Linked DNA regions of Homo sapiens: region 1 is linked to region 2. A link is a contact called in ENCODE Hi-C or POLR2A ChIA-PET data. All regions are on one chromosome and are shown on one strand. The core of a region is the stretch at or near the end of the contact, and the rest is flanking DNA. Distances in the headings are between cores, read along the strand shown.

Evidence for each region. A loop is a pair of places that touch in the nucleus more often than their neighbours do. ChIA-PET counts read pairs that join two places held with the same protein, here RNA polymerase II (POLR2A). Pooled maps may share reads with other maps.
Region 1: a loop to region 2 is called in a map of lower leg skin, with 3 times the contacts of the local background. The contact joins two enhancer-like sites. A Hi-C loop is called at or near these places in 33 of 168 maps with a recorded cell type or tissue (A673, Caco-2, GM12878 and 20 more), 9 of 37 single-sample maps with no recorded cell type and 17 of 50 pooled maps. POLR2A ChIA-PET finds 5 or more read pairs at or near these places in 6 of 52 experiments (AG04449, BJ, IMR-90 and 3 more).

Annotation. Positions count from the first base shown.
Region 1 is chr3:150,417,013-150,423,143 of GRCh38, forward strand. All of the region lies in intron 1 of TSC22D2 (TSC22 domain family member 2), which reads left to right. Among named protein-coding and RNA genes, the nearest start is that of TSC22D2, 12 kb to the left of the region's middle. Within about 2 kb of position 2,593, at least 2 of the 41 ENCODE cell types and tissues checked have a DNase peak (open chromatin) inside an H3K27ac peak, as active enhancers do.
Region 2 is chr3:150,217,288-150,223,884 of GRCh38, forward strand. No RefSeq gene overlaps it. Among named protein-coding and RNA genes, the nearest start is that of LINC01213, 18 kb to the right of the region's middle. Within about 2 kb of position 4,109, at least 2 of the 41 ENCODE cell types and tissues checked have a DNase peak (open chromatin) inside an H3K27ac peak, as active enhancers do.

The DNA of each region.
Region 1 (6,131 bases), core at 1,343-3,842, 200 kb after region 2:
GAAAGTTCTGCAGGTAACTGAGTTAATTTTATTAGTGTTTGCCTGGGACATATACCTATTATTAGGGTAGGCAGGACAAATAAGTAAAGTCTAAATGTTAAATTACTTAAAGCTTCTTTTCCCATAAGCCTTTCCTAAAATTTGTCTAAAGAATATTGCTTTGTAGAAGATGGAGTTTGTGATTAATGTGTCAATTATTGTAAATAATGATGGCATAGTTTTAAATGTTAGTTTTAGGCTGTTCATCTTATTACACAAGTATATAATTTAATCTGAATAAAGGATTCCCAAAGGTAAGTGTAAAGCCTCTAGTTTCTAAAGTAGAGTTAGTATTTAGTTTTTATCAAGTGGTTTTATATGTTAAAGCAAAACAAATCTTTGCTTGGCATACCGTCTACCTAGTCTTTGAAGACAAAACAAAGGAGGGAGGAGCTGTTTTGATCAAATAAAACCAATAGCGTGTTTAATTATGTGTTAACATATGTGAATGACCATTACAGAGACAGTAGAGTCAGACATACCCGGGCTAAAATCTAACTGCTACATTTGACTTTGAGCTAGTTGGTGTAGATGCCTTGTTTCCTCTTATGAAAAATGGGGATTGTACCTACCTGGGAGAGTTTTAAGGAATTAAATGATGTGTGCAAGTAATTTGAACAGTCTGTAACATAATATATGTGGCAAACGTGTATCACAGAAATGTTAATATTTCAGTGTCCAAACTGCTCTCCCAGATCACCCCTTTACATGTTATAAATCATACCAAGAATCTTCCATTTTAATATGAAAGCGTAATTGTATGGTATGGATGTAGTCAGAAAAAAGGAGATGATGTTTTAGTCTAGACGAGTCATGATGTTGTAAGAAGTATAGGGAATTGTGTTCCAGTCCTGGCTCTTCTATCATTTAGCTGGTTTCTTTGGTCAAGTCATTTCACTTGTCTGTTTTTCTTTTTTGAGACTTTGTCAAATTTTAAGATTCCTTCTAGCCTTATGTATATGAGACCATACATTCAAGTGTGCTTCATGAGAGAACTGCAAACTTAAACTTTCTTCTTTTTACCCCTTTCCTGCCACTTGACTATTGTGTGGCAATAAATGAAGTTTGTAAATACTCATTAAGTAGGTTGATTGCCCAAGAAAACATTTAAAACAGCTTATCAGTCATTCAGCTTTCATGATGCTCTGTGAGTAGTGAGCACTGGAATACAAATATGAGACTATGCTGCCCTCCTAGATCTCAGGCATTTTCATCATCATGAAAATGATGATCAGATGTATACTTTGACATACATTGGAGGTGGTGATGGAGTAATATAAGGTGCTAATGGGAACAATTTGAGACATCAGATCAGATTGGGATTGGGAGGGTAGTAGACTGACTTCTATTTAAAAATTATTCTCTGCATAGGTATTTATATAGTTCAAAACTCAAAATATATAAAAGAGTAAAATCGAAAGCCTCTCTGCTACCTCTGTCCTCCAGCCACCCTGTTTGTCCTTAGAAGTAACCCATTATTACTTGTACATTCTTTTGAGGCTAACTCTTGAACTAAATCTTAAAATGGTCATTCAGATTAAGTCACTAAGAAGAGAAGGGGATAGTTTTCCAAGCAGAGGTAAAAGGCAGTTTGTATAATGATGTGAAAGAGTGAGAATCTATCATTTGGAAAATGGTATTGTTAATTTGACAAGAACCAGAGTGAAGGACTTTAAATGTCATGGTAAGAAATTTCGATTTTTATAGTAAGTTGCTGTTAAAGGTATTTCTGGAAGCTTTTATTGTTAAAATAATATATATCTTGAAACGATTTCAGTATCCTTTTAGTGATTATTGCATTTTAAATTATAATCTTATGATAAAGCTGTGTTAAGGGAATACCTTCAGAGCGCTGAGTCCCAAAAATCAGAATTCTTACCTAATGAAATGTGCTAAATATTTTGGTACCCCTGGCTCTAAGTTTAAGTATTCTGTTTCCCTCAATATTACCTTGATAATGTCAGAACATTTGGTACATGTTGAGATACTCTACCAAAATTTGATTTATAGGTAGCATAATTTGGAAACTAACCTTATATTAAACACAAAGCAAGCTTACTTGTGTCAGGTCCTATGTATATAGACTTTCATTTGATCTTTCCAACAATTTGTAAGAAAGTGGTTTCTTCCCTTCCCCCTTTCTTATGGATTAAGGAAACTGAGACTCTTAAAATTTGAGTCACCTAGGTATTGGGTGACAAAGCCTAGACTCATATTCAGACCTTTAACCTAAAGCCAGTGCTTTTGAATATTCCCAGAGTTAGAAGTTTGTTTTATTACTTGGCACACAATAAGTTAGGAAGAAGGAAGAACTACCATAGCCACTGATTTGTTGTATTGTAACCCTTTACCTAAAGGATTTTTTTAATCATTTAAATTCCCCAGATAATAATACTGGAGATGGTGCTTGTTGATGTTCTTCATATTGTATGTCCCTGGTTTCTATTTAGAGATCTCTGAAGTCGAATTTTGGCATAGATTAAGAGAAAGAGGTGTTTGTTGAGTGCTCAAGTACCTTATGCTTTAAGCTTTGACAATTTTTGTAGCTTAGTTTTGAGGTATGGAATGTTTGTTTTTTTCTCCCTGTTGTACTTAGTTACCCTACAAAGATAGTGTCTTGCAAAAACAGGTAGACATGCCACATGCTTTGAGTCATTTTCTGATGTAGTATTTTCACATACTTGGAAATTAATGTGATGGACTATTGAGTATATAAAGTCAGAGAGAAAAGAATGTATTTTGTTCAGTGATGTTAAAGAATATTTACAAATAGGAAAACAGCATTTTTGTTTAGGTGGCTGAAGTACAGTGTAAACCACATCTCAGTCTTCCTAGAATTGCTTCGTTGGCTCTATATTTAGAATGGTAGTTTATATTAATATCAAATAAACTGTTAAAAAGCTGGTTTCAAATTTTATTTCTTGAGTGGAAGAGAATTTGTGACCACAGCTGCATAAAAAGTCAGTATTTCCTTCTAATAAAATTTTTAATTTCAGTTGCCTCTTCATGCTTTCAGGTTTCATGGACTGTAACCTTGAAATGATCCCATTAACAGCCTTTTCCTTGGGCTCTTAATCTCCTCAATTTTATGCCATTCCAAAATAGAAGTCTCTCTGATGATCAAGCCTTTCAATCTTTACAGATGGCTCTTTTCCCTTCTACTTCCTTGATCAGTGATTTCACAGACTTGACTCCTTTAATCTGTTAGTCAGTGTTTGGAGACTAATTATTGTTGCTGTTTGCTACAAACCCCTCAGTTTATGGATAACATCCCAGTTATAGTATCCCAGAAACAAAATTTCATAGCTTATAAGACTATCTAAATTTTTACCCTTAAAATCTAGACTGTTTAAAGTTTTATGTAGTACATAGATTGTGTAACTGTGTACTATAGAAAACCATGTACTGTGGCTTCTTCACTTTGAATGTATGTAGAAAGAGTGATTGTTAATTGTTAGCTTTTGCAAATTAAGTGTATTCTAATATGTGCTGAAAACTTTAGGTCCATTTATACAGTATTTTATTTCACAGGTTCTTTCCACATCCCAGTATTTACTACTAACTACAAATATGTTCGTTTTTCACCTTTACATTTGACTTAAGAGATATTGCACTATTCTGTAAAACTGCTGGAATTTTATAACAAGTCATATGACTTCATTTGGAACCAATTTACCTGGAATATGAATTTGATTCAAATTAAATATTTGTATTTCCAAAGTCAGAGGATCTAAAGGTCTTTTAAAGATGCCAGGTGTGGTGGCTCATGCCTGTAATCCCAGCACTTTGGGAGGCCGAGGCGGGCAGATCACCTGAGGTCAGGAGTTTGAGGCCAGCCTGGCCAACGTGGTGAAACCCCATCTCTACTAAAAATACCAAAAATTAGCTGCGCGTGGTGGTGGGAGCCTGTAATCCCCGCTACTCGGGAGGCTGAGGCGGGAGGATCATTTGAACCCAGGAGGCAGAGGTTGCAGTGAGCCGCGATTGTGCCATTGCACTCCAGCCTGAGCGACAAGAGTGAAACTCTGTCTCCAAAAAATAAATAAATAATAAAGTTCTTTTAAAGAATATCATCCTTATAAATATATTGTGAGTACTCTTTAATGAATTTTGAATTGTAGACTTGCAGAATAACTTCCAAGATACTCTTTCTTATTCTTTTGTATATACTACCTTCCTCTTTGAGTCACTCCATTTAAACTGGAGGTCTCCAAACAGACCTTTGAGGATAGCAAACTAGTTCCCATATGTTCCTGGGCAAGCCTGTTTTTTTATAAAACAAAAACAACAACCAAAAAAAAAACCAGATTGAATGTTCAATTGGTTCAGTTAGTTTTCATTTGATTTGGCAGACTGACTTCTAAGTACAGCGAAAAAAGTGGCCTGACAAATACATCTTAAGAGGATGTAAGCCGTTAAATAAACAGTAGGTAGAAGCCTCTTAAGCTTTTCTTGTTATTAGCAGGTCTAATCAGTGCCTTTGATTGCCTTAGACCTAGTTAGGAGAAAAGTGGAAAAAGGATTAAAAGAATAGAAAGGAGTTGAAGTAGGGCAAGCAATGAGAAATACACGTATTAGTCTCCTAATTAATCAAACAGTTACTTTGGTGATTCTCTGGCATCTTGGAAGTCTTTTTTTTTTATTGTACTAATAATTCTGCACAGACTTTAAGGCTCTTAATAGGACCCCAGAATTGCCATGTTGTATCTAAACCTCATTTTGTAGATTAAAATAATGCTATTGATGATTCACTGTATGCCAGGAACTTTACATTTAGTCTCAGTTCTTTAGCCTGCAAAGCTAGGTAGTAATGTAACCAGTTAACAGATAAAGAGACAGACTTTTAAAGAGGTCAAACTTTAACACTGCTATGTGTTTAGTGTAGTGGTTTAAGAGCATAAACTCTGGAACTAGATTGCCACCTACTAGCTCAGTGATGTAAGGCAAGTTACTTCTATCTGACCCAGTTTTCTCCTCTATGAGATGGGAGTAATAATGGTGCCTACCTCTTAGGGCTGTTGTCAGAATTTAGTTAATGAGTGTAAAGCACTTAGAATAGTGTGTGGTACCTAATAAACACATTCTTAACTGCTGCTGTTCTGCTACAGCATGGGCTAAGAATTTTAAAAGTTATGTGGCAAAGTTTTTTTGGCTTCCAGATGTACAGGTTGAAGGTGGGGGAGACTATGGAAGTTGCTGAGGAGGAGGGAACAGGTTTGTCAAAAGTTTAAATCCCCGTGGAACCAGTCCCTAGATTTGAGGTGAATCATACTTACTGGGAGATAGTCCAGAAGAGCCCATCAGTTAAGAGTCTATGGTGAAAGCCCTAGGGAATGGTAGAAATGAAAGATAATTATGATAAATAGGCTTTTACCCCTAAAGTAACATTGTACCAATGCTAGAATCAGAAAGCTGCCAAACAATTGCAGCGCCATTTTTTGCCCTAGACGAGGAAAAAACACATATAAATAAATGGATTTTGAAGGTGGAAATGTGTCAAGTCCAACCCAGGAAAGAATTCTTCATTGTTAATCAAACCTTTGCTACTTTTAACAGAGCCTAAGAAAAGTTTTTATATTGTGAAGATATAGCTTAACTTAGTTTATATGAATACCTAAGAACAGCCTTGTTAAACTGCTAAACAAGATAGATATTTGTAAAGGCATTTGATATAGAAGAGTGTTGATTAGGCTATGAATTTGTCACATTTATATGCACGCACACAAAATTGGATGCTACTTAGTATTTAGTTTCATCTGCCTTACCTCTTTATTTTATAACTGTGATCCTGAATTATTGTTGAAGTCTGCTGGATTTTGTCCAGTTTTTAATTTCTTCTAAAGTGTTGTTTTAAGCAAACTTATGTGGTTTTAAAATCTTTTTATTATTAAAAGTTACACTGTATTAGAAATCTAAAATCTTCCATCTTCTTTTGAAAAGTAGTGATTATACTGTACGTTCTCAACCTCATTTCCATTTGATTCTCGGATCTCACAGGAATCCTTCAACTGCTTTCTACCAAGCGTTCCATTTGAACACGTTAAAGGAATCAAAGAGCCTCTGGGATAGGTATGAATACTTACATATGGAAT
Region 2 (6,597 bases), core at 2,859-5,358:
AGGCCCAGCAAGAGGCCACAGGAGGGAGGCCACAGACAGAGGCACAGTGTTTCTGCCCTGGCAATCCTGTGGGTTACCCAGGCACTAGCTGTCCTCTAGGAGGATTACAGTAGCCACAGGGTTCCAGGAAAGAGGGCAGAAGGAAAGAACCTCTGTGCATACAGATGGTGCCTGTTTTCTGCTGATTTCCCAGTGCCCAGCATGGAATCTGGCATAGTAGGCCTCAATGTAGACGTGTTTAATGGAGGAGTGACTGAGCAAATATGAAGGAGATGCTAGCAAGAATCAAGCAATGATCCTCTCCTAGAGGGATGGGGAAACCAGCTCAGGATCCAGATACAGCCTCAGAGAAAGGGAACAAGTGCAGGTGTTTGGGGAGGTGGGGAGGTGGCTTCTGTGATGGCTAGCAGTGACCGTCGCCTTCTTACATTCATGCCCTTGGGGAATCTCCTCCCTTTGAATATGGTCTGAACTTACCAGCCTGTTTGTAAGAAACGGAGTGTGAGAGAAGTAATGAGATATCACACAAAAGATTAAGTTACACATGTAGCAGCTTTCACCTTGGGGACTTTTTCTTCTCTCTTACTTGCTCACTCTGAGGGAAGCCAGCTGCCATGTGATAAGCTGCCCTATGGAAAGACTCCTGTGGGAAGAGACTAAGGGAAGGCTCCGGCCAAAGCCAGCCAGGGCCTGAGGTCCCCAGTCCAACAGCCCACAAGGAACTAAATCCTACCAACAGCCACAGGAGTGAGCCTAGAAGACAGTCCTCCCCCAATCAAGTCTTCAGATGAGACAGCAGCCCCACTGACCACAGCTTGACTGCAATCTCTTGAGAGTTCTTAAGCCAGAGACACCCAGCTGGGTCACACTTGATTCCTGACCCATAGAAACTATGAGATGGTAAATATCTGCTAATTTTGAGATGCTAAATTCTGGGGTAATATTTACACAGTAGGGGTTTATAAACAAATGAGAGGTATGAAGCTACAGCTGATTGAACATGGAAGCAGCCCACTCACAAAACGAATTTCATGCTGACTCACCAACACACTAAGCCAGTGCTTCTGAAATTCTGCAGAATTCTCCACCTGCAAATATAGAGGAACACATAAGGATGGAAAGATGCAGGTTATTTCAATGTGAGAGCTTTAAAATCCACATGAGTGTCATTCCTTTCAAAGTGGTCACCTTGGCTGAGAGTACATTTATTCTAGTAACACTATTGTTCCAACCACAACTAGAACGACTCTTAGATATTCCAGTGTAAGTAGCAAAGAGGGCGTTGGCAACAATTCAATAGCAACAGATACTGTAAAACAGGAACGCTAAGACATCTTTCTTTTTTCTTTCTTTCTTTCTCTTTCTTTCTTTCTGTTTCTTCCTTCCTTCCTTCCTTTCTTTCTTTCTCTTTCTCTCTCTCTTTTCCTTTTTTTTTTTTTTTTTTTTTTGATGGAGTCTCACTCTGTTGCCCAGGCTGGAGTGCAGTGGCATGATCTCGGCTCACTGCAGCCTTCCACCCACTGGGTTCAAGCGATTCTCCTGCCTCAGCCTCCCGAGTAGCTGGGATTACAGGCACACACCACTAAATCCAGCTGATTTTTGTATTTGAAGAAGAGACAGGGTTTCACCATGTTGGCCAGGCTGCTCTCAAACTCCTGACCTCAAGTGATCCCCCTGCCTCAGCCTGCCAAAGAGCTGGGGTTACAGGCATAAGCCACCACACCTGGCCTAAGACATCCACTTTCTGTAGCTGCGGCTAACCCCAGTGAGCTCCGAGAGAGTGTGGCCCCAGGTACAAAGTCAGTGGAGGGCATCTGATACCTATGGAGCTGTGGCTTCAGATCACCTTCTGCTCTACTCCCTGAGGAGCTAGTTGAGTGTGTGTGAGTGGAGAAGACTCCTTGGGCCTAAACTAGAAGAGAGTTTCCCAGCTATAGACTGTATGCAGCAGTACACATGGGGTGTTCCAATAGATTACTAGTGTACCCCCAATACCCTGATTTCCAAATTCGAAAGCCTGGGGCATTACATGCTGGAGTTGGTTGTTGCATACTGGTGAGTTAAAGGCAGTGAAGGAGGTGTCCCCCAACCCTCAACCTGAGCAGCTTCATAGCTGTAGAGTACAGTACTGCCTGTCTAGATCAGGGATCTAGGCAGTTGCCAGAGGAGTCTGGCACCAGGGACCCAAGGTGTGACCAACAAAGAATGAGGGGACAGAAAACGTCCAGGCTTCCTAATCTCTGTCTTGTATTCCTGGGATACTTCTGGCTATTTGCTGCAAGGCAAGCACTCTGATGGTACATGCTCTTTCTGCAAATTAGAGTCCCTTATTTTGAAATGCTTAACCTGAAAATATTCCATTGGATTCAAAATCCGTTCCCTTATCACAGGAAATGTCAACATTCCCTTTGTCAATGAAACAAGAAGAAAAGTTGAATTCTCTTTTGTTACAATTTCAAATGTAACTTTTTGAATGGTTGTAAAACTGGTCTTAAAATTCGTATCCCCTTCCGATACAAAGTCAGTGATGGTGACTATCAAAACTTTGAAGAACTTATCATTTAAGGGTCTTGAGGAATTGTTACAAATCGTTACAGTTTTACAGTTGTAAAACTTGTCTTAAAATTCATATCCCCTTCTGATACAAAGTCAGTGATGGTGACATACAAATTATGTCCATGGAAGCAAACTCAAGCTTCTCATTAAAAGTGTTAGAAGATTTTCTTTGGAAGTTTCATACAAATTCAATAGTCACCATTATATAGGAAAATATAATGAAAATTTTCTCCAACTCCCCTACAGATGCCTCCAAATATCTTTCAGTTCTAGCTTTTTACACAAATAGTGGCCTTTTCTATGTAATTATGATATGCAAAATGTTGGGAAGGAATGGGAAGGTATAAAAGTTTCACTTCCCCAGGCTGCCCCAGGCATCTCTAACCACATCAGCTGCCTGGGCCCAGGGTAGCTAAGAGGGCATCCAACAGGCAGCTGGGGCGTTCAACCTCTTCTCCCACCAAAAGGACAGCTCCAGCCCCTAACGCCAAGGCCATTTGCCGTTTGTCCCTCACTGCTTCTCCTGGCACCACAGCCTCCAATGGAGGTGGGGAGTCTTCATCTTCTGAGGGTGGATTAATTTCTAGAAGAGCTTTGCATCACTCACAGCTAAATTCAAATGAATAAAACACATTTTAATATAGCTAATAACATTTGGAATCCCGAAGAGGCATGACATAAATTGATTTATTATTATTATTATTTTTTTTCCTAAATGGACTCTGGGGGCAAATTTCCTCAGCCAAATGCTTTGGGTTTGCTTATAAGAGTCCTGTTGGTCCCCGTGGTTTGTAGGAAAAGTGTCAATTAGATTTATGAGAACTAAGATGCTTAATTAAAAACATTCTCATTGCTTTATAGCTGTGCCTCCTCAGATACACAAAACAAGTTCTCTCAATAGAGGCTTCCAAGAGGCAACTAAATCAGTTTTACTATTGTTTCTCATGAAGTTCTAACAATGAAGCTTATGGTTCATTAATGGCATCAGTCACTTAAGGGATTATCTTCATAAGGGAGTAAAAATGGTATCTTAATGGTGTCAGCCAAGAGTCATCACAAAACATCGACATTCCCTGCTATTAATTCACTTCTATTCCATTTCAAGCTAAAGGTAGTGTGCTCAACCCTCAGCAGGCCTGCAAAATTCTTAGGAGAAACAGTAAAGAAGGAACAATGGGGGCAGGGCCCCACCGCAAAGGCAAGGCTGGGAATGCGCTGCCTCTTCCCAGAACTCCAGGGAAACGTCAAGATTTTCCTACTTCTTTGCTCGCTCCTTGTTTGTTTTTTCCAGTTTGTTTAAAATATATGTTTATTCATTCTTAATTATGAAAAAAACATATGCTTGTTCCCCCCCAAATCGGAGCAGTGTAAACGAGGAAAGTCCTCCACCCATTTATTTTTTAATATTAAAGTTAATTAAAATTTGGTCTCCCCTCTGTTTTACTCCATATTTCTGGTTTTCCTCATGCTCTCTGTCTGTCCTGCTCCCGAAGCCTCCTGGTTGTGCACTCGGGCTCTCAGCCCAGATTTCTTTTGTGGGTTCAGTTGAGCCCCGGGGTCTCGGCGGCCGGCGGCTCCCCGCGGCACTGGCTCCCTCTTGTGGCTCTCTGCGGTCACTGCACACCCGCTGAACGGCAGTCTCTTCCAGCGGGCCCCGGCCTGGGGAGAACAAATCCGGGGACAGCGAGAGGGACAATCCCAACGCTGCCAGCAGTCAGTAAAGATTCTCCCTCTAACTCAGAAGCCGGCCCCAGGGAGCATTTCGGGTCTCCTCATACATGTTAGGGCTCCTCTGACCCCTGTCGTTCCTTAGGTTTCTCAGGTGTTCCCTTGCGTGAGGATTTTCAAGAAGCATCAAGAGTGCAGCCTTCAGGGTCCAGGGAGCGGGGGCGAGAGGGACGGAGAAAGTGTGTGTGTGTGTGTGTGTGTGTGTGTGTGTGTGTGTGTGAGATGGGAGTGTCTGTGTATGTGTGTGAGAGAGAGAGATGGGGAGAGTGCCTGTGTGTCCGAGAGAGATGGGAGATTGTGTGTGAGAGAGATAGGAGTGTGTGTGTGTGTGAGAGAGAGAGAGATGGGGAGAGTGCGTGTGTGTGAGAGACAGATGGGGAGAGTGCGTGTGTGTGTATGTGTGTGTGAGAAAGAGATGGGGACAGTGTGTGTAAGACAGACACAGAGAGATGGGGAGAGCGTGTGTGTGAGAGAGAGAAAGAGATGGGGAATGTGTGTGTGACAGAGAGATGGGCAGAGTGACTATGTGTGTGAGTGTGTGTGAGAGAGAGAATGTGTGAGACAGTGTGTGTGTGTGTGTAGTGTGTGTGTGTGTGCATCTGTGTTGGTGTGTGTTGTGTGCAAGTGTACTTGGGAAGAAAAACAAGAAAGAAGAGTTGATAGCGGCTGCCTCACGGCTTCCCAAGTCCTCTGGGGGGATTTAAAAATTCATTTGCTTAACAAACAGACATGAAGCATCCAGAATACGCCAGCACTGGCGATGCCAGAATGAACCAGATATGCTCCTGCTACTAAGGTGCTCCTTTTATAATGAATGGAAGGAGAGCGTTTAGAAATGCTGGCCTAGGAAGCAGCGCTGAATGACAGAGTATCAGAAGCTCTGAGAGTGAATTCCTCCACCGCCACCCAGTATGGTGACCTTTGAGCAGGACACTTCACCTTCCTGAGTCCAATTTTCTCATCTGTAAAATGAAGACAAAAATACTCACCCTCATCTGTCTTCACTGGGCTGTTAGGAGGGTCAGCTAGTCTGATACATGTGAAAGTGCTCTGAAAATCACATGCAAATGCAAACTGATGCTGTATTTTCAATATAATTTGAGGGATCCTACCAAAAAAAAACATACCTCAAAATGACTCTCTTACAGCATGTGACTGCAGTTCTCACCCAAAGAGTCACTCGGTGAGGAGTCTTCTTAACTGGGATAAGGCGTTGTTACCTGGAGAGCACAGTGTTAATCCACAGAAGGTAGTTTGCGGATTAAGCCCTCCATAGGCCACTCCTCCTGGGCAGGAGAGTCTCCTAGCTCTCCAGCTGAAACCCTGCTTCCTGAACATTGCGCTTGCCTAACAGCTCCAGCACCAAGATCGCACGGCCTCTACCCTGTCTCTCTTTCCCTAAGAGATTTTCCAAGCGCTGTCCCCATTTGGGCTGGGTGTGCTCTGGTTGTTTTTTTTTTTTTCACAGCTACTACCACTCGGAGGGGGGAGGGGGTTCAGGGAAGATGATCCTTAGCTCACTCTAAGGATGATACAAGATTATCCTTGTATCTTGTATGGTACAAGATCATAGTGGAGGCTGACAATGCCAGGTCCATATCTCCTTGGCACTCACCTCTGAATACCAATGGTTCCTTACGTGAACACATAATTTTTCTCTGCTGAGGGCTGTTTTGGGCTTCCAGCAAATTAATGCCCCCATGAGCAGCCCTTAAGCAATGACAGATGAGGTGCAGCTGGATAAATACACCAACTTCCTCATCCCTCAGGGCAGTGATTGACTCTGAGGAAGGCTGCCCAGTTCCCCAGTGGGTCTAAGCCCGGGTGCCCCACTTGCCTGAAAACATGCTGTTTATTGGCTTCCTACCTTCTCTGTCTCTACTAATGCTTCCTGGGTCCCCTTGCAAATAAACTACTTGCATTCAAATCCTTGCATTGTGATCTAATTGGAGATGATAACCCAGTCTCAGACAGCTGGGGCTAGAAGTGCTCCTGGGAAGCAGACCCTCGGGATGGGATTGTGGAATTGGATCATTTATCAGCCCAATGGTCACAAGACCCCATAGCTGGTGTTGAGTGGAGTTTTGAAAGATTCTGTAAGATTCTCATCATACTCATTTTGCGGTTGAGTTCTGTAAGATCCTCATATGCAGTGAACTAAGATGGAGTCCTCTGGAAGGAGACACATCAGCTTATGCAATAGCTCTGGCACTTGAGCAATATGGTAGCAAAAGTCTGTAGAGATGGTTAGTTGTCTTTAGCTGTAATTGGAACCGCGAAAGAAGAAAATGACAGGTTCAGATCAGCCAACCA